2 separate regions of the Homo sapiens genome follow, and region 2 is linked to region 1. Evidence: read pairs that join two places in POLR2A ChIA-PET (ENCODE). Cell type or tissue: PC-9. All regions are shown on one strand. Links, peaks and the distances in the headings refer to the core of each region. The heading gives the core; the rest is flanking DNA. Region 1 has its middle 20 kb from the start of SMTN. Region 2 overlaps MORC2 (MORC family CW-type zinc finger 2).

Region 1 (10,197 bases), core at 1,282-9,281:
ACAGCTCCAAGTTCAGAAAATTCAGACAGCCAGAGGCTTTTCTGCACACTTAGTGAAAACTCATTCAGGAGCAATATCTGACCTGGATTGACTGAGGGTGTGCAATCTGTTCATTTCACTTAGAGTCAATACTCACACTTCTAGCTACAGAAATATTCGTATGTTTCATTGGAGATGGATGGATCCAGACCCCACTGGATTACCTTTTAAAATCTAAAAAAATCCTGAATTCTGAGGCTGGGAGCAGTGGCTCATGCCTGTAATCCCAGCACTTTGGGAGGCCGAGGCGGGAGGATCACTTGAGCCCAGGAGTTTGAGGTTGCAGTGAGCCATGACTGTGCCACTGCACTCCAGCCTGAATAACAGACCGAGACCCTGGCTGAAAAAAACAAAAATGAATTCTGAAACCTATCCAGCCACAAGTGTGTTGATCAGGTCTTATGGGCCTGAGGCACCTGCCTCTAGCCTGTTGGGAAACTTACTGAGCGACTGCCTTCTGCTAGAATGTCAGCCCCCAAGGACAGGGCTTAACTCTGTCCCCGATGTGTCTGCAGCAGCCAGTGCAGTACCTGGCATGTAGCAAGCACCCAAACAATAGTTCTTGAATCTTTAGCTGAAGTTATTCATCCCCCATACATGCCATGGTGGTGAATATGGGAAACTGAGGCCCAAGCCTCTGAGCTGGTCTGCCCTAGATCTTTTCCCACAGATGATGTTCTGACTTTCCCCCCAAAAAGGTAGCTGTTCACCTTTCTCTGCCAGCAGCTCACAAACAGCTTGATGACCCCCCTCCAACATTCCAGGGCAGCTGGCTGGTTTTGCGGGCACCAAAGAGTTTTCTTTGGCTAAAGGTTCAGCCGATTAAAAAAGGGGGCCCCCATGCATTAAAGCTGGGGGTGGGGAACGGGCAGTCACAGAGTAGAGTAGGGGCTGAAGGTGTCATTAAAGCTCGGGTCGGGGGAGTGGAAATGGAATCTGCTAGCTGGCCTGAGACTAAAAGCCAGATCCCTGGATCCTTCCAGAGGACTATGAATGTGCTAGTCAGGCTCTGCCTTAATCCTAAAGCTGGAGAATTATCCAGACCCATGAAGAGCTGCCAGGAAGAAAAAATTCCTCCCCAGTGTGGTCTGCCCTACCCCCACCTTCCATGGTGCCCTGAGAAACTCCCTTTTCCTCTCTTGGCTTCAACATAATGGAGTTGGAGAATCCAAGACAGTGGATCAGAGCTCCTGAGATCATGGACTTAGACTCAGGTTCAGGCCCAGACTCTTCCTCTTGCTGGGCAAGGAGCTAGGGCAAGTCAATTTCAAGCCTTAGTTATCACATCTGTAAAATGGCACTAAGTTAGAGGGATATTGTCCAGATGACTGTGTCTGGTACATAGTAGCAATAAAAAAGACATTAGCTGGCCAGGCATGGTGGCTCACGCCTGTAATCCTAACAATTTGGGAGGCCAAGGAGGGCGGATCACTTGAGGCCAGGAGTTGGAGACCAGCCTGGCCAACACAGTGAAACCCTGTCTCTACTAAAAATACAAAAATTAGCTGGGCATAGTGGCTTGTGCCTGTAATCCCAGCTACATGGGAGGCTGAGGCAGGAGAATTGCTTGAACCTGGGAAGTGGAGGTTGAAGTGAGCCGAGATCAGGCCATTGCACTCCAGCCTGGGTGACAGAGCGAGATTCTGTCTCAAAAAAAGAGAAACATTAGCTAATATTACCCTCAGCATGGATACTCCTACCAGTCTGATGTTCTGTTTTAGGTACTTCGTACCATCATAACCTCATTGTTGGAGCACTCACTATGTTCCAGGTACTACGCTAAGTGCTTCACAAGCATTCTTTCATTTCATCCTCCCAACATCTCTCAAATAGGTACTAGCACTGTCCTCACTATTCAGGGGAGAAGTCTGCGGTTCAGAGGGGTGAAGTGATTCCTCTAAGACTGCATAACTTGTAAGTGGCAGAGCTAGGACCTGTCAGACTCTAAGCGCTTCATACCACACCTACAGGAAATATCTAGCAGCCAGTTCCATGCTCAGTTTCTTGAAGCATGAGATTCCAGGCCCCTAATATGGCATGTGACTGTGGGCAGTACAGAGGCCTCAATTCTCCCATCTGAACCATGGGGAAGGTCCCCCCGCCCTGAATCCCCTACAGGGCTGAGAGGAGGGCTCTGGAAACCTTGAAAAGGACTTTGTAGACTCTGAGCTGGGCACCCTCAAAGGCTTGGTTAGGAGGGAGACAAGAGAAAGAATTAATCCACTTCCCACCAAGGAAGCCAAGAGCTGAAGGAGAAATGGTCCGTGTCCTCCTCCAGGGCCTGCCCCTCAGCATGGTTCCTCCCTTTGTTAGGAGGGTTAAGAACTTGGCCAAGTCTCAGCTCCACTCATCTCTGGCTGTATGTTCTTTGTACTTCCCCTCTCTGAGTGTCGGGCTTCTCAACTGTGAAATGGGGGTGATAATGATAACAGCCTTACCAGGACTGTAGTAAGGACAAGCCTTGGCCCATTGGTTCATTGTCTTAGTCTGCTCCTGTTGTTATAACAAAATACCTCAGACTCAGTAATATATAAACAACAGAAATATGTTGCTCATAGTTCTAGAGGCTGAGAAATCCAAGAACAAGGTGTCAGTAGATTGGGTGTCAATGAGGGCCTGTTCCTCATAGATGACGTCTTCTATGTCTTTACATGGTAGAAGGGGTGAACAAACTCCCTCAGGCTTCTTTTATAAGGGCACTAATCCCATTTATAAGGATGGAGCTTCATGAAGTGATCGCCCCCAAAAGTCCCACCTCTTAATACTACCACATTGCAGATTACGTTTCAATATATAAATTGGAGGAGACACATTGAGACACATGGATATTGGTTGAATAATTATCTTTCTTTTTTCTTTTTTTTTTTTTGAGACAGAGTCTTACTCTGTTGCCTAGACTGGAGTGCAATGGCACGATCTTGGCTCACTGCAACCTCTACCTCCTGGATTCAAGTGATTCCTCTGTCTCAGCCTCCCAAGTGGCTGGGATTACAGATGCATGCCACCATGCCTGGCTAATTTTTGCATTACTAGTAGAGGCAGGGTTTCACCATGTTGGCCAGGCTGGTCTCAAACTCCTGACCTCAAGTGATCCGCCCACCTCGGCCTCCCAAAGAGCTGGGATTACAGGCGTGAGCCACCATGCCTGCCCTGAATAATTATCTTTTGACACCTGGTCTGCAATTCTCATGGAGTTTCCGGTCTGGAAGAAGAGTCTGTATGTAATGTGTTTGGCACAGGTAGGTGCCCAATGGGTGGGTAGATGGATGGATGGATGGATGGGTGGATGGATGAGATGAGTGACTTACTGCAGGTCTCACAGTTATAAAGTAACTCTTCCTGATAGCTCACACTGGCCACCAAAGACACATTAAGCACTGATTAGAGAGGTACTCCATGGACCAAATTACTTGAGCAAAGTCTTAGAATTAGGAATTATTGCAGCATGGATAAGAGGCATTCATTTTATGTTCTCTTTTAGTATTTTTCCCAACAAGATCCTGAGAAGGAGGATCTGGATGGAGGTTCTGCCAGAGCCCCCTGGAGCAGAGCCAGGAAGTTGAGTAGGGAGTAGCGCCCCACAGCCCATATGAGCAGGCAGGAGCAGGCCAAGCCTGAGGGTCGGGCCTCAGAGGCCTGGCCTGGCCGTATTTAGTTTTCAAGGCACTGGAAGGCTTCTCACCTCCTCTGCTGTCCAGGCACAGAAGCAAGGCCACCCACAGTTGCTGAGTCAGGGAGGCCCCTAGGGCAGGAACAGAGGCCCCACAGTGGGGTAACTTGAACACAGTGGTTCAGAGCCTGGTCTCTGTCAAGAAGATATGGTGCTGGGAACAGTGGTGTGTCCCTGTGGTTCGCGCTCCTCGGAAGGCTGAGGCAGGAGGATAAGCCTAGGGATTCTTGAGCCCAAGAGTTCTAGGCTGTAGTGTACTATATTGATCGAGTGTCTGTGCTAAGTTCAGCTTCAATATGGTGACCTCCTGTAAGCAGGGGTGTCTAAGGAGGGGTGAACAGGCCCAAGATGAAAATGGAGCAGGTCAAAACTGTGCTGATCAGTGGTGGGATTGTGACTGTGAATAGCCACTGCATTCCACCCTAGACAACATAGTGAGACTCTGTCTCTAAAAGTAAATAAATAGGCTGTGCGCAGTGGGCTCACGCCTGTAATCCCAGCACTTTAGGAGGCCAAGGCAGGCGGATCACTTGAGGTCAGGAGTTCAAGACCAGCCTGGCCGATATGGCGAAACCCTGTCTTTACTAAGAATATAAAAATTAGCTGGTCATGATGTCATGTGCCTGTGGTCCCAGCTACTCAGGAGGCTAAGGCAGGAGAATCACTTGAACCCGGGAGGCAGAGGTTGCAGTGAGCTGAGATCACATCACTGCACTGCAGCCTGGGCAATGAGTGAGACCCTATCTCAAAAAAAAAATTAATTAAATTAAATTTAAAAATGTAAATAAATAAGTAAATAAATAAATAAAAGCTGTGGGTTCAAATCCTGCTCAACAACCAATAGCTGTGTGCCTGGCCTACATATCACCTATCAGAGCCTTTGTTTTCTTTATTTGTAAAAACAACAACAAAAATGGCGGTAAAAACAAGCACCATTACTGAGTTGGTTATGTACAAGCCTCTGCTAAGCACCTTACCTGCATTATCTTATTTAATTGTCATCACAATAAACAAGTATTATTATTGTCCTCCTGAAACAAAATACATGAGAACGGTGTCTCTCATCCATGCTGCCGTAATTTCTAACCCAAGCCGCTGCTCATGCAGTCCCATCTACCTGGAGTGTATCTCTTTTTTTTTTGAGACGGAGTCTTGCTCTGTCTCCAGCTGGAGTGCAGTGGTGCAATCTTTGCTCACTGCAGCCTCTGCCTCCCGGGTTCCAGAGATTCTCCTGCCTCAACCTCCCGAGTAGCTGGGATTACAGGCAAGTGCCACCACACCTGGCTAATTTTTGTATTTTTAATAGAGTCGGGGTTTCGCCATGTTGGCCAGGCTGGTCTCAAACTCCTGTCTTCAGATGAGCCACCTACTTCAGCCTCCCAAAGTGCTAGGATTACAGGCATGAGCCACTGCACCCAGCCTGTAACCAACTCTTATGCAACCTTCAGTGTTCAGTGTAAGGTATCCAAAAAGTTACTTCCTGACTGTGAGACCTGGATTTCCAAATGAGGAAGCTGAGTCACACAGGGTGAGATCACATTCAAGTAAGAGACAGAGCTAGAGACCGGGTGCAGTGGCTCACACCTGTAATCCCAGCACTTTGGGAGGCTGAGGTGGGTGGATCACCTGAGCTCGCGAGTTCGAGACCAGCCTGATCAACATGGAGAAACCCTGTCTCTACTAAAAGTACAAAATTAGCTGGGCATGGTGGCGCATGCCTGTAATCCCAGCTACTCGGGAGGCCGAGGCAGGAGAATCGCTTGAACCTGGGAAGTGGATCCCATCTACTCGGGAGGCTGAGGCAGGAGAATCGCTTGACCCCAGAAGGTGGAGGTTGCCGTGAGCCGAGATCACGCCACTGCACTTTACCCTGGGCAACAAGAGTGAAACTCCGTCTCAAAAAAAAAAAAAAAAAAGACAGAGCTAGGAAGTGCTTACAACTTCCTCACGCTTACCTACATTTCAATTTCTGTTATTGAATCTTTTCCCCCTCAGATATACCCTATCAGCTTCTATTTTTATTTTTATTTTTATTTTTTGTGATGGAGTCTTGCTCTGTCGCTCAGGCTGGAGTGCAGTGGTGTGATCTTGGCTCACTGTAGCCTCCACCTCCCAGGTTCAAGTGATTCTTCTACCTCAGCCTCCTGAGTAGCTGGAATTACAGGCGGATGCAACCACACCGGGCTAATTTTTGTATTTTTAGTAGAGACGGGGTTTCACCATGTTGGCCGGGCTGGTCTGGAACTCCTGACCTCAAGTGATCCACCCGCCTCAGCTTCCCAAAGTGCTGGGATTACAGGCATGAACCACCACACCCGGCCCCTAGCAGCTTCTATAAAACAACACTGGGCACCTGTCCCATCCCCTGCTGCCTCCTTCAGCTCCAAATTGCCACCAAAGCCTTATTCAACCCTTTGCAACAGCCCTGTGCAAAAGGTAGGCTAGATATCATCCCCATGTCACAGACGGGGAAACTGAGGCTCAGAGAAATGAAGCAAGTTGCTTGAGGCCTTGCAACCAGCAAGAGGAGAAACCATAGGTGGACAACAGTGCTGTCTGACTCCCACCCCAGTGCTGTTTCCCCACCACAGCGAGCTGACCCTCGACCCCTCAACCTTCCCAGATGGGAGACTTCACCTCAACTCTCACACCTACACAGGTGATTAGGATTAAAGAGAAAATCAACATGAGATCAATTTGAAAGGAAGGGCCCTGCAGGACTAATAGGGTATTTTGCAAATAAGTAAAAAAATAAAAATAAAAAGTAAGCCTCCTTGAAAAATCGTAAAAGAACTGGGGGAATGAATAAGCTGTAACTGTTCTAAATCAGATCGTATTCCTACAAGACACAGGAGACCAGAACAGCTCCCTACAGCCATTAGCTCATCTCACTCATTTACAAGGCTCTCTGCTGAGAGCCAAGAGGGGGCCCCACCCAGAGGAATCATTACCTGGCCAGCACTTCACTGGGATTTCATGTCCCAGTAAAGTTTTTTCCTAAATTGGGGTACACAATTGCCAACATCTTGTTATTTGTCAAAGAATATTAAAAGGAAAAATAAATTGCTACTTTCTGCTGTTACCATCATCTCATAAAATTCAATAACAAGGACTAATCCCAGAATTTGGCAATTTTAAAAATTACCTATGTAAGTGACTCACTATGTTGTCCTAGTTTTCTCACTAGCCTTGGGCCAGTGAGAACTGTATCTAAGATGGGCATTTGGCAACCCTCAGATGAGTAGGAGAGAGAAAACATGTATGCAAATAACTCAGAGTAGCTCATTGCAACTTGGGATGAGAACCACATAAAACTCTTCTAATTACTTAATTTAAAAAAAAAGATTTATTGGAAGAGGGTTTTACCAGAAGATTTTTTGGATTCTGAGGGTTATGTAGTGACTAGGGATCAACCAAACAACCACTCTTGGCAAGGACAGAAAACTTCAAGAACAGGTGGAATCAGCCCATTTGCATGCACTCTCTCTCTCTCTTCTCTCTCTCTCTCCTCATTCTGTGTCTCTGCTTCTCTCTCTGCCTTAGCTGTCTTCTCACTCTAGTTACAGACAGGGTTCCTCCATGTGGCAGAGAACATGGTGGCTAATGTTACCAGAAAAACTCTGAACTAGGTACGGTGGCACGAGCCTGTAGTCCCAGCTACTTGGGAGGCTGAGGTGGGAGGATCGCTTGAGCCCAGGAGTTTGAGTCCAGTCTGGGCAACATAGCGAGTCCCTACCTCTAATTGGCGGTGGAGGGGGGGGCACTTTAGGCAAATTAAATTTAACAAAGTGTAACTGCAGAAAGAGCAATTCACAAATCCAGAGCCTTGCAGAACCAGGATAGGTTCACAGCAACTCAGAGACTGCCACAAGGGTCAGATTACATTTATGGACAGAAAAAGGAAAGTTACATACAGAAAACAGAAGTGGGGTACAGAAACAGCTAGATTGGTTACGGTTGGCATTATTGGTACACTGTTTGAACTGTGGTCGGCCTGCAATTGGCTGAAACTCAGCAGCTGTGACTGGATGAGACCTAGCCACTTGTTACAAGAGTACCTTACGGTCTGTTTACATACCTAATTAGATTACAGTTCACAATGTATGGAGAAACCTTTAGACCCAAATTAATATACAACAGGTAAGGAAGAAGCTTTAGGTTAAACTTAACTCAGTTTCAGTGAGAAAGAAAAAAGAAAGCAACTGCCACAAAAACAGGGAAGGTGTCTGATTGGCCCAGCTGGGTCAGATGTCTATCTCTGGACCAATCAGCTGTGGGGTCTGTAACAACATGGCAGCTCCCATGAGAACGGCATGGTTGGAGTCAGAAGAGGAAGAAGCAGAACTGGGCAGGTGAGCTGGGAAGAGAATACCATAGATGTCCACTATGGAGATGATAAATGCCCTAATAGATGCGCACAAAAAATGTCATGGGCATTTAGGGGATGAAGACACAATTTCTAGCTGTGCAACTGTGGTGATCAGTCAGAGCTTCTTGGAAGAGGTGGCATTCGAGCTGGGTCTTGAAGCCGAGAATCATCTGGAACGTACAGAGATTCTAAATGCCACCTCACATTAGAAAAGAAAGATGATCCCTGGTAATGGAGAAGATAGCATCCGAAAGAATTAAATATGAATGTCTCACTTTGTCAAGATTTCATAGGTTTTTTATTTTTACAGATGGTGTGTCTCGCTCTCCCTCCCAGACTGGAGTGCAGTGCGATCATAGCTCATTGCAGCCTTGAACTCCTGGGCTCAAGCGGCCCTCCAGCCCCAGCCTCCAGAGTAGCTGGGACTACAGGTGCACACCACCACACCTAGCTATAGTTTTCAAAATTTAGATATAATTCATATATAAATTATATTTTATAGTTATTTTGGTGTTTAATTTTGAAATAATTTTAGACTTACAGAAACGTTGCAAAAATAGTTCAGAGTTATCCTAAACTCTTCATTTCCTACACCTTCACCTAGCTTTCCCTGATAGGAACATCTTACCTCACCTTAGTACAATTATCAGAACCAGGAAATTAACACTGGTACAGTAACCTACATACCTTATTTGAATTTTAGCTGTTTTCCTTTTGATCTAATCCAAGGTCCAACATTGCATTTAGTTGTAATGTCTTCTTAGTCTTCTCTAATCTATGACAGCTCCTCAGCCTCTCGCTTTTTTTCTCAAATGACCCTGACACGTACTGTTCAGTCATTTTATAGAATATCCCTCAATTTGAATGTCTGATTTTTTTTTTGGTGATTAGATTGAGCTTATGCACTTTTGGCAAGAATATCACAGAAGTAACGTTATGCCCTTCTTAGTGCATCAGATCAGGGGCTACTTTCTGTTGATATGACTTATTACTGGGCATGTTAACACTGATCATGTGGTTAAAGAGGTTATCTGCTGGGTTTCTCTTTTATAATTTTATAATAAGTGTCCTTTTGTAATTAGTAATTATCTTGTGGGGAGATAATAAGACCATGCAAAAATGTAAATTTCTTGACATTTACGGTATGTTTGTTTGTTTTTTTGAAATGAAATCTCCTTCTGTCACCCAGGGTGGAGTGCAGTGGTGCCATTTCGGCTCACTGCAACCTCTGCCTCTTGGGTTCAAGCGATTCTCCTGCCTCAGCCTTCCGAGTAGCTGGGATTACAGGGGCCCACCACCATGCCTGGCTAATTTTTGTATTTTTTAGTAGAGACGTGGTTTCACCATGTTGGCCAGGCTGGTCTCAAACTCCTGACCTCAGGTGATTCGCCCACCTCGGCCTCCCAAAGTGTTGGGATTACAGACGTGAGCCACCGCGCCTGGCCTACATTTTTTTTTTTAAGTGCTGTCAAATGCATGCCGTCTACTTTTCTTCAGTAAATGTCAACTCTTTACCCATTATGTGCCAGTCCCTGTGGGGTGTGCCAAGCAGAAAAAGCACTGATCTAAGATGTGTGGCTCAGTTATGTGTAGATCCATGACCTTGCTGGGCTTTAGGATCCTTATCTATAAAATGGATATCATTATATCTTACCAGTAAGAACTGCTGAGGATAAAGGCAGACCGTACTTGTGAACGTGTTCTGTAATACAAACTAGGGTTGTTCATTCTCCTTCTGCAGTGCTCAGCTCTGGCCTCTCCTCTCCTGTTTGCATTTCCCTTTTCCTTCCTGCCTGTGTTCAGGCCTGCAGACTTCTGTCTGTCCTCCCTGGTCTAACTCCCTTATCCTACTTGCCAAGCCTTACTGTGATGTCATTTAATAAATTTTGGAGACACAAGGAGCGCCTCATAGAGATGGACAATTTCCTTCAGTAGTCTCCTGCTGTTTTTAGAGTTGCCTCCAGGTGCCTGGGCCTGTGGGTGTTGGGCAGGAGAACCTTCCTCCTATGGCAGAAATAAGTGGGAGAAGTAGGGATTGCCTTCCTCCAATAATAATGCTTTGGCCCTAAAAAGGAAACTCTTGAACCCCATAGAATATTTTATTTTATTTTATTTTATT
Region 2 (8,559 bases), core at 1-8,000, 130 kb before region 1:
AAAGCCTCTGCCATCACCCAACTCCGTTATTTTAGAGGAGGAACAGGAGCCAAAATGGGCAGTGACTTGTCTGAGGCCTTGCCAGCTTGAAGAAGGAAATGTCCGCTGAACCCAACAGTGGCCCTGGTAAGGCCTGGTGCATTGCAAGTTACCGGATGAAAATGGTGACTGGCCGGGTGCAGTGGCTCATGCCTGTAATCCCAGCCAAGGCGGGCAAATCACTTGAGATCAGGAGTTTGAGACCAGCCTGGCCAACATGGTGAAACCCTGTCTTTACCAAAAAATACAAAAATTAGCTGGGCATGGTGGCACGCACCTGTAGTCCCAGCTACTTGGGAGGCTGAGAGGGGAGAATCGCTGGAACCCAGGAGGTGAAGGTTGCAATGAGCCGAGACTGTGCCACTGCACTCCAGCCTGGGTGACAGAGCAAGAGTCCGTCACAAAACAAACAAAAACAGAAACAACCCCAAATGTCCGTAAGTAGGAGACAATATATCCAACACATGAAATGCTCTGTGGTTCATGAGAATAAAGAAGACCCATATGGGTTATTCTGAAGCAGGTTCCACTACACTAAGCTGCACTAAGTAGTTTTAACAGGCAGAAATGGAACAGAGTGGAAGTGCGTGCACTTAGGAGGGATACTCTCCAGGGAGAATTCAGGGATTGGGTGGGAGAAGGGAGCCTTGCTTTTCATGGTCCAGCCTTTTAGACGGTTTTAATGTTTACCATGTGCATGTTTCACTTAAAAACCAAACACCCTAGGTGAGGCATGGTGGCTCACACTGTAATCCCAGCACTCTGGGAGGCCGAGGCAGGTGGATCACTTGAGCTCAGGAGTTTGAGACCATCCTAAGCAACATGACGAAACTCTACCAAAAATACAAAAAAAATTCGCCAGGCATGATGGTGTGTGCCTGTGGTTCCAGCTACCTGGGAGGCTAAGGTGGGAGATCACTTGAGCCTGGAAGGCAGATGTATCAGTGAGCCAAGATCGTGCCACTGCACTCCAGCCTAGGTGACCAGGGCGAGACCCCCATCTCAAACAAAACACCCTAGAGTCCCCACCCCTCTCGTTCTTTAAACACCAGCATTGCTGCCCTTCACTTTCTTGCAGCCTTGTGCAAAGGACCTTCTCACCACAGATCAGCCAGACCATCTTCCTCCTTCCAAGTCATCAAAGAGTTCCAAGCTGGTCACCTGTCCCTTGATGTTCCCAGGAAACCAGGAAAGAGGACCCCTGCATTTTATCTTCCCATCCAGAGTGGCAGGATCTCTGCCTGGGAAACAGGCTTCATTCAGCACAGCTGTGGTAGCATTAACAAAGCAAAGTGGGCACATGTAGAAGTTGAAGCTAAAACATTCAAGAACTCCAGTCTGTTTCTGTGGATGTTAAGGGGGTGAAGATAAAACAATGGAGGTGATGAGGAGGAATAACTTGAAGACAGTTTAAAGCCACAGTGATACAAAGAATGAAGAGAAGGAAGGTGCTGGATTTTACTAAGAAAACAGACTGAGTTCAGGAGTCTCACCAGTAGAACTTTATAGTATTGCGTTTCGATTACATGTGTGTGAATTTTAAAAACTGATTACCCTCCAGTAAAAATGTGGAACCAATTTGCATTTGGATTAAAACATTAGGTTTGGGGACAAAAGTGGACCCCATGCTGCCTGAGATGAAGAGAGAGAGCAGGATGGCAGAGGAATCACCAGCTCAAGAAACCCCAAGACTTGGACAGTCTTCCAGCAGAAGAGGCCAGGGTCTCTCAGTGTACTACTCCAAACAGGCCTCTCCTAGAGATGTAGTCTGGGAAGGTCCAAAACCCACCAGACAGGCACATCCAGTGGGGAAAAGACTTCCCATTCCAGTGTGGCCTGCATCCCTCACCTCTGCTTCCCAGTCTTCTGCTGACCTCAGAGGAGCAGGGTGGCCATTGCTGATCTGGGTTAGGGAGATGCCAGAAACACACCCAGGTTTGAACCACAGGTTAGTGGTACAAAGTCACAGTCCTTGTGCCTTCAGAAAACCCAGAGGCCCCAAATACGAGTGGGAAGAGAGTTGGGAAAAACTGAACCAGACTCTTCCAATGGCCATTAAAGAGAAAATTCAGCAACGCTTGCCTTTGTCTTTGACCCTGAGAAGTTAAGGGACACAGATTGTGGCGCCGTGATGGAACATGGAGGGAAGGCATGGTGTGCTTCCTGCAGAGATGCCTCTGGAGTCCCTGTGGCCACGGGATCTCACTGGCCCCCTCTTCAGGCACCTTGATGGGGCTCAGTGGGGCCAGGCCGAAGGGTGGAAGTAGAAAAGCATCAACAGGCTGTCCAGATCAATTGGCACCATCCAAGGCCCTGCTGCACCCACACATGGAGGTCACCAGCTCAGCCCCAGGGGTTCTTTCACACACAAGCTCCTTCCCTAAGGAGTCCTGTGGGGTTCCACACTCAGTGTGCTGCCCAAGTCAGAGATTTACCACAGATCTGTCTCCCCCTCAACCTGGACTCAAGTTACTGTGGTGAGAAACCTCACTGTCCATGGTTAACTGAAGAAATCCCTCCTTCAGAAAGAACTTGAGTAGTAGATGAGGTGGTTAGACAGGATCTTTTTCCCTCAAGCTGTTTGGACGCCACAGCCAGGACCAACTCTGACAGCTGCGAGAGAGAGAGCCCCTCCAATGTGGAACCTCCTACACAGCCCCCCTTTTGGGTCCCTGGATATGAGCCCCCAGCAGGACCACCACTCTAGGGGGAAGTCTCCCTCCCATCCCTCAGATCCCCACATTGTTCCTCCTGTAGGAGAAAAGTCAGCCCTGCCCCTGGAGCTTCTCCAAGATGGCACTGGACTCGCCGTTATCTTGAGGAGCCAGGAGCTGAAATGGCTCCGGCTTAGCAACCCAGTATGGCCAAAGTGGAAAGGTTCTCTGTCCTTTGCAGTCACCAAAAAAAAAAAAAAAAAAAAAAAAAAAAAAAAAAAAGTATGGTCTCACAGGCACAGCATCTTCTTTTAAAAAATAAATATTTATAAACTTAAGGAAGATTCAAAGAATCAGGGTATCTTTTCCTCCAAAAACACAAATGTCCCGTGTAAGTCAAACCAAGGTGCGACCACCAACCCATGAATGAAGTCCCCTCCCCCTGCAGCTACAGGGTTGAGGGGCAGGTGGGCAGGGGAGCTGCTCTCTCTCCTGCCTTCAGTCCCCCTTGGTGATGAGGTCCTCAATGTAGGCGTCCAGCTCATCATCTGTGTTGATGTCTATGTCCTGGAATAGAGCAGGGTAGGGATCAACTGGGGGCCAGAAAGTGATTGGGGGGCTCACCTTTCCACCCTTCTCTCAGCTCCTGGGATGGAGCCCAGAGTCCTCTCCCTGACCTCCCACCCCGCCCTGGATGTCAGGCTTCTGTCCTGTCTTAATCACTCTCCCCTCCCTCATCTATTGTGCACAGATGATGCCCAGATTTCCTACGCCCACCCTGCCTCTACCCCATGTTCCCAATTGTCTTAGATGTATATTTCCCTCAGATACTACAAATATGCCCACTTCTCTCCCTTCTCTGTCACTGCCCAAGGTCCAGGCCACCACTGTCTCAGACAACTGTGGGAGCCTCCTCACAGGAGGCTCTGGTTCTAACTTTGACCCCTCCAGGCCTCCTCCAACCAAGCAGGTACATGTCTGAGACTGAAAACTGCATCATGCCACACCCCTCCAGTGATCTCCACTGTTCTCGGGATCAAACCCCACAACTTTCAAGCCCTGCCTCTGCCCCTACCGCCCCCAAGTCCCTGCTCAGGCCTCAAGTCCTGCTCTTCTTCCTTCTGCCTGGAATGCTCGTGTCACACTCTTTGCATGACTGGCTTCCAGTGTCTCCAAATGCCTAAGCCCCTGAACACCCTAGTCAAGTGGCCTCCCCACACTTTACTGTATCTCCTTATGAACCACCATCAGTAATTCTCTCTCTTCCACCAGACTGGCAGGCTGTGAGAGCAGGAACCTTCTCTGGCTTGTCTTGTTCATTCTGTATCCACAGGACAGGCACAGAGCAGGCCCTCATGCTTATTGCCTGGATGAAGGGCCAACAGGCTAAGGGGTGCTCCCCACTTCTGGGCTACCCAATCCCATCTGGGCGTCATGTGGAAAAGAACTTCGTTTTTATGGCTTGGAGGGTTCTCAAACCAGGTTGTACGTCGGAATGTCTAAAGGGAAAAAGCCTGGTTCTATGGGTCTGGCTGGGCTGAGGACCAGGCAGCCACACCATCTCAAGCCCTCCTGCCAGGGTGCTGTGCAGCCAGGGTGAGAACCATAGATTCCTGTGAGTGGATAGATTCTTGTGAGAACAGGAACAGGGCCCAGGCCCCCCTCCCTGAGAGACCAGGTGGTCCAGCTGCAACAGGAAGGCTGCCGGGCTCACCTCCTGCACCTTTTGCAGGAGTGCCACGATGTTGGTCCTCAGCTTCTGCAGCTTCTCCTCCGTCTCGCGGAGCTTCCTCTCGGAGGTGCGCAGGCTTTCCTCGGAGGCCTTGGCCCGGGAGTCAGCACGGCTCTGGTAGGAATTGCACAGGTTTTGGAGCCCTACTTCATATTGCTTGAAGTACTCCTTCTGTTGGGAGCAGAGCAAGAGGGAGAGTGTGTAAGTTCACAGGGGTCCCCAGGGCCCTTCTAGGCTGACACGGGTGTCTCCAGCCCGCTTTACCCAAGGATGCCTGGTCTGAAGGAACATCTTAGATACAAAGGGCAAACAGCCTCTTTACGTCCAGAGTAGAGAGACATCAATGCCTATCTTGTGGGGCTGCCACAAGGAAGAAGACAATTAGCACACAGGTGAAGCACTCAGCACAGTGCTCTGGCAGACAGCAGGCCGTGAGGACGCGTGAGGGGCGATTCTTACCATTCCAAGTGACAAAAAAGGATGACAGAATCGCTCTTCCATGCTCAATCATAACCTGTCTGACTTCAGTACAGCCCTTTCAACCACCCACTTCCAAGACATACCCAACAATGTCAGCGCTCATGTCAGTTCTCTTTCCACCTACCAACCAACAGCAGATATCTCCAGATCTGTGGAGTAGTATATACTTCTACAGCATCAGAGCTTTTTACTATTTTCCCTGAGTACCTGAAACCTCCAGGGGGAGAGGTAGGAAGGGAAACAAGCAGTTTTTCTAGTGGCTTTTCAGACTTATAAAAGGGAGCAGAATACTTGTTTCAAATGAAATGTCACATGGAATCTCAGTGTGAAAAACAATGTTAAGTAGTATCTCTTTAGGTTCAATTTATTTTCCAAGTTCAAATTTATAACATGACTTACTCGTAAATCACTGAGAATCATGAGGCCACTGTGATGAACACACACGCCACAACCAGCAGGTGCTAGCTGGCTGCTGCAGTCTTATCAACTCTGGTGTTTACTTCTGTAAAGATGCATTAGCTGCCTAGCCTGGAGAGGCTTCTAGATGCCATTTTTAAAAACTGTTACTGGCAAGTATTTAACTGTGTCATTCACCTTATCCTACTAAACCAAGATAGCAAGAGAAACTTCTAGTTCTACACAAAACAGTAATTGCCTTGGCAGCACAAAATAAATACTGGAGCAATCTCCAAAGTATTAAAATTCAGTATACAACATCTTGAAAGTAGACATGGTTTGTAATAATTTTTTCTTAATTATTTTGAGGTAACTGTAGATTCACATATAATTGTTACATTAGTTTTTTTGAAAAAATGATACTTTAATATTGCAGGGCTCCTGAGGCTCTATGGAACTCCTGATCCATATGGTATAAAGGACGTAACTGACAAGGACATAATGAACAGTAGACTTTGTTTTATCCCTGATGCTAAAAAAATAGTTTGAGTGATGGCCAGGCGTGGTGCCTCACACCTGTAATCCCAGCACTTTGGGAGGCCGAGGCAGGTGGATCACGAGGTCAGGAGATCGAGACCATCCTGGCTAACACGGTGAAACCCCATCTCTACTAAAAATATAAAAAATTAGCCAGGCGTGGTGGCGGGTGCCTGTAGTCCCAGCTACTCAGGAGGCTGAGGCAGGAGGCTGAGGCAGGAGAATGGTGTGAACCCGGGAGGCAGAGCTGGCAGTGAGCCGAGATTGCGCCACTGCACTCTAGTCTGGGCAACAGAACGAGACTCTGTCTCAAAAAAAAAAATAGTTTGAGTGATTTTAGACATTACAATTAGCAGGACAAAGGTGATACACTGGTATTATACCTCCTTGTACAAAAAGAAGCTAATATACTTTTTTTTTGACACAGTCTCGCTCTGTCACCCAGGCTGGAGTCCAGTGGCACAATTTCAGCTTACTACAACCTCTGCCTTTCCCCGGGTTCAAGCGATTTTCATGCCTCGGCCTCCCAAGTAGCTGGGATTACAGGCATGCACCACAACATCTGGCTAATATTTTTTGTACGTTGTAGTAGAGATGGGGTTTCACCATATTGGCCAGGCTGGTCTCAAACTCCTGGCCTCAAGTGATCCACCTTCCTCAGCCTCCCAAAGTGCTGGGATTACAGGCCTGAGCCTCCACACCCAGCCTAATATACTATTTTTAGACACTCATGCACTTTGTTTGGGCCCAGGCATTCAAGCCCACTGCAGAGATCCTGCTGCACCCAGGCTCTACTCTGAGTTTGGCAATAACCTTAAACCAAAATCAACAAATCTGACAAGATGCCAGGCCAACCTAGCCACCCTATTAGCTGCTTGTTCCTCCTGGGATTTGCAGAGAGCACCTGCAGCCTAAACAAGGACAAAAGTTGAAGCATGGATCTTTCTGTGCAGCAGCTGTGATTTCTGCACCTTCTAGCTCCCTCGCCGAGCACCACTCCCTCATATCTTGCTGGCAGAGCAAGGCAGCATCGTGAGCAGAGCAAGTCCTAAGAAGTACATGGGTTCAAATCTGGTCTCTGTCACTGACCAACAGACTCTTTACCTTTCTGAGCCTTAGTTTCTTCAACTCCTGCTTCATTTCACATTTTAAAAAGTAGAATAAAGACAAACTCCATGTTTTTATCTCTGGCAAACTTTATCAAGCACACAACTGCCCCACGAGGACCCGACATCTTGAATATACTAATCCTGCAGTTTCCATTCCCATTGTCTTTTCTCTAGAACCTCTTTCCTAGAAAACTTAGCTATTCCTATAATAGAAAAATCATCCCACTTCATGTGGACAATTCCCAGAGCCCCATCTCCAGCCCTGGCCTCCCCCTCCCTCCAAGTGCCAGTCCTTGATCTCCACGTGCACAATGCACATCACCAGAAACGTAGTGAGGGCACTTCTGGTGCCACATAAACCTCCACTCGTCACCTTCATTGCACTCACCCATTTTTCTCTCCTAGTTAATAGCTTTGTCATCAACCTCCAATTCCCACAGACCTGAGTCACTTGCCTACAATCCATGATCAGTCTCCTGACGACCTCTGACACAGCCCTTTCACCCCCAAGCCCACTGCCACCACGCTGACTCCTGTTCCCATTCCCTCACCTCTGACCTTTTACATAGGACCTGCCTCCTCGCCCCTGCATCTCCCATCCACCCATTCTACCCAAACACGCTGCTACCCAAATCACCCTCTTAGGGGAAGGGGCAGCAGATTACAGCCCCTGGGCCGAATCAGCCTGCCAAGTGTTTTTGTAAATAAAGCTTTGTGGGAACACAGCACATCCATTCCTTTACATACTGTCTGTGGTTGCTTTCGTGCTATAATGGCAGAGTTGCCACAGAGACTGTATAGCCTGTGAACCTGAAATTACTTGCCAACTGGCCCTCTACAGAAAAAAATGTGTGGACCTCTGCCCTAGACATGGTTTGGATGACAGTTCCTTCAGCTCAAAACTTTTGCAGGCTGTCCTCTTCATACAGAGTTTAAGCCAGTATGACTTACACTGGGGATTCAAGACACATCAGATCCTGACTTTCAGGCCCCTTGACCCTAAATGCTCACCACACAGCCTGTTGCCTGGACCCCACTCCCAGAGCCTTTGCTCACAGAAGCCCCCACCTCAAACACTCCTTTTCACTTACACAGGCAGGCACTTGGCAAAATGCACATTTTCTTCCAACTCAGTTGCTCTCTCTGCCCCCCAGGCCACCACAGCCCTCCATAGCCTTTCTATCCACTTTCTCAGCACTCGCTGCTCCTGCCCCCATGTCCAGCTACCCGGTAACAACTCAGTCTCTACTGAATCTTGAGCCTCTTGAAGGCAAGACTCTCTTTTGCTGCTCACTATGAGGTCCAGCAGACACCTGCTTGGGCAAGGCACCCCTTCAGCATTTGCTGGGTTAAGTAAGATCCAATGCTTATGTCCACACATCACAAGTTTCTCTATACCTCCTTCTGAGAGTCAAGTTCTATGCACTTCGAGCCTCAGCTCTTCACTGTTGCCTGGGACAGGTTTACTCCCTCTACTGGGGCAGAAGAAAGTGGGTATGCTTGTCATAAAATGTCAAACTACACCTGCTATCCCTAAGGGATGACTCAACTCCTAGCACCTGTGGTGGGAAGGGGTTGGCTTTCTGCACACCAGAGTCATATCCAGCTAAGC

What was found. Peaks named below come from ENCODE experiments on the same cell type or tissue, not always from the same donor. Only the 100,000 strongest peaks of a DNase experiment are listed, where the experiment ranks them.
Region 2: POLR2A ChIA-PET joins it to region 1 with 15 read pairs; 4 of 35 experiments call an interaction of 5 or more read pairs at or near these places.

The regions. Positions count from the first base shown.
Region 1 is chr22:31,056,127-31,066,323 of GRCh38, forward strand. It overlaps the pseudogene RN7SL633P and a transcript of SMTN not described here. Among named protein-coding and RNA genes, the nearest start is that of SMTN, 20 kb to the right of the region's middle. In PC-9, for the core only: no CTCF peak of the experiment used is centred there; DNase peaks (open chromatin) are centred at 5,205 and 7,965; H3K4me3 peaks cover 1,605 bases; H3K27ac peaks cover 1,192 bases.
Region 2 is chr22:30,923,612-30,932,170 of GRCh38, forward strand. MORC2 (MORC family CW-type zinc finger 2) reads right to left here. Exons shown (of 26, transcript NM_001303256.3): 25 at 4,408-4,596; 26 at 1,519-3,260. The coding sequence ends at 3,192. It overlaps MORC2-AS1 (MORC2 antisense RNA 1), which reads left to right. Exons shown (of 2, transcript NR_026920.1): 2 at 1,118-3,043. Among named protein-coding and RNA genes, the nearest start is that of MORC2-AS1, 5.6 kb to the left of the region's middle. In PC-9, for the core only: no CTCF peak of the experiment used is centred there; no DNase peak of the experiment used is centred there.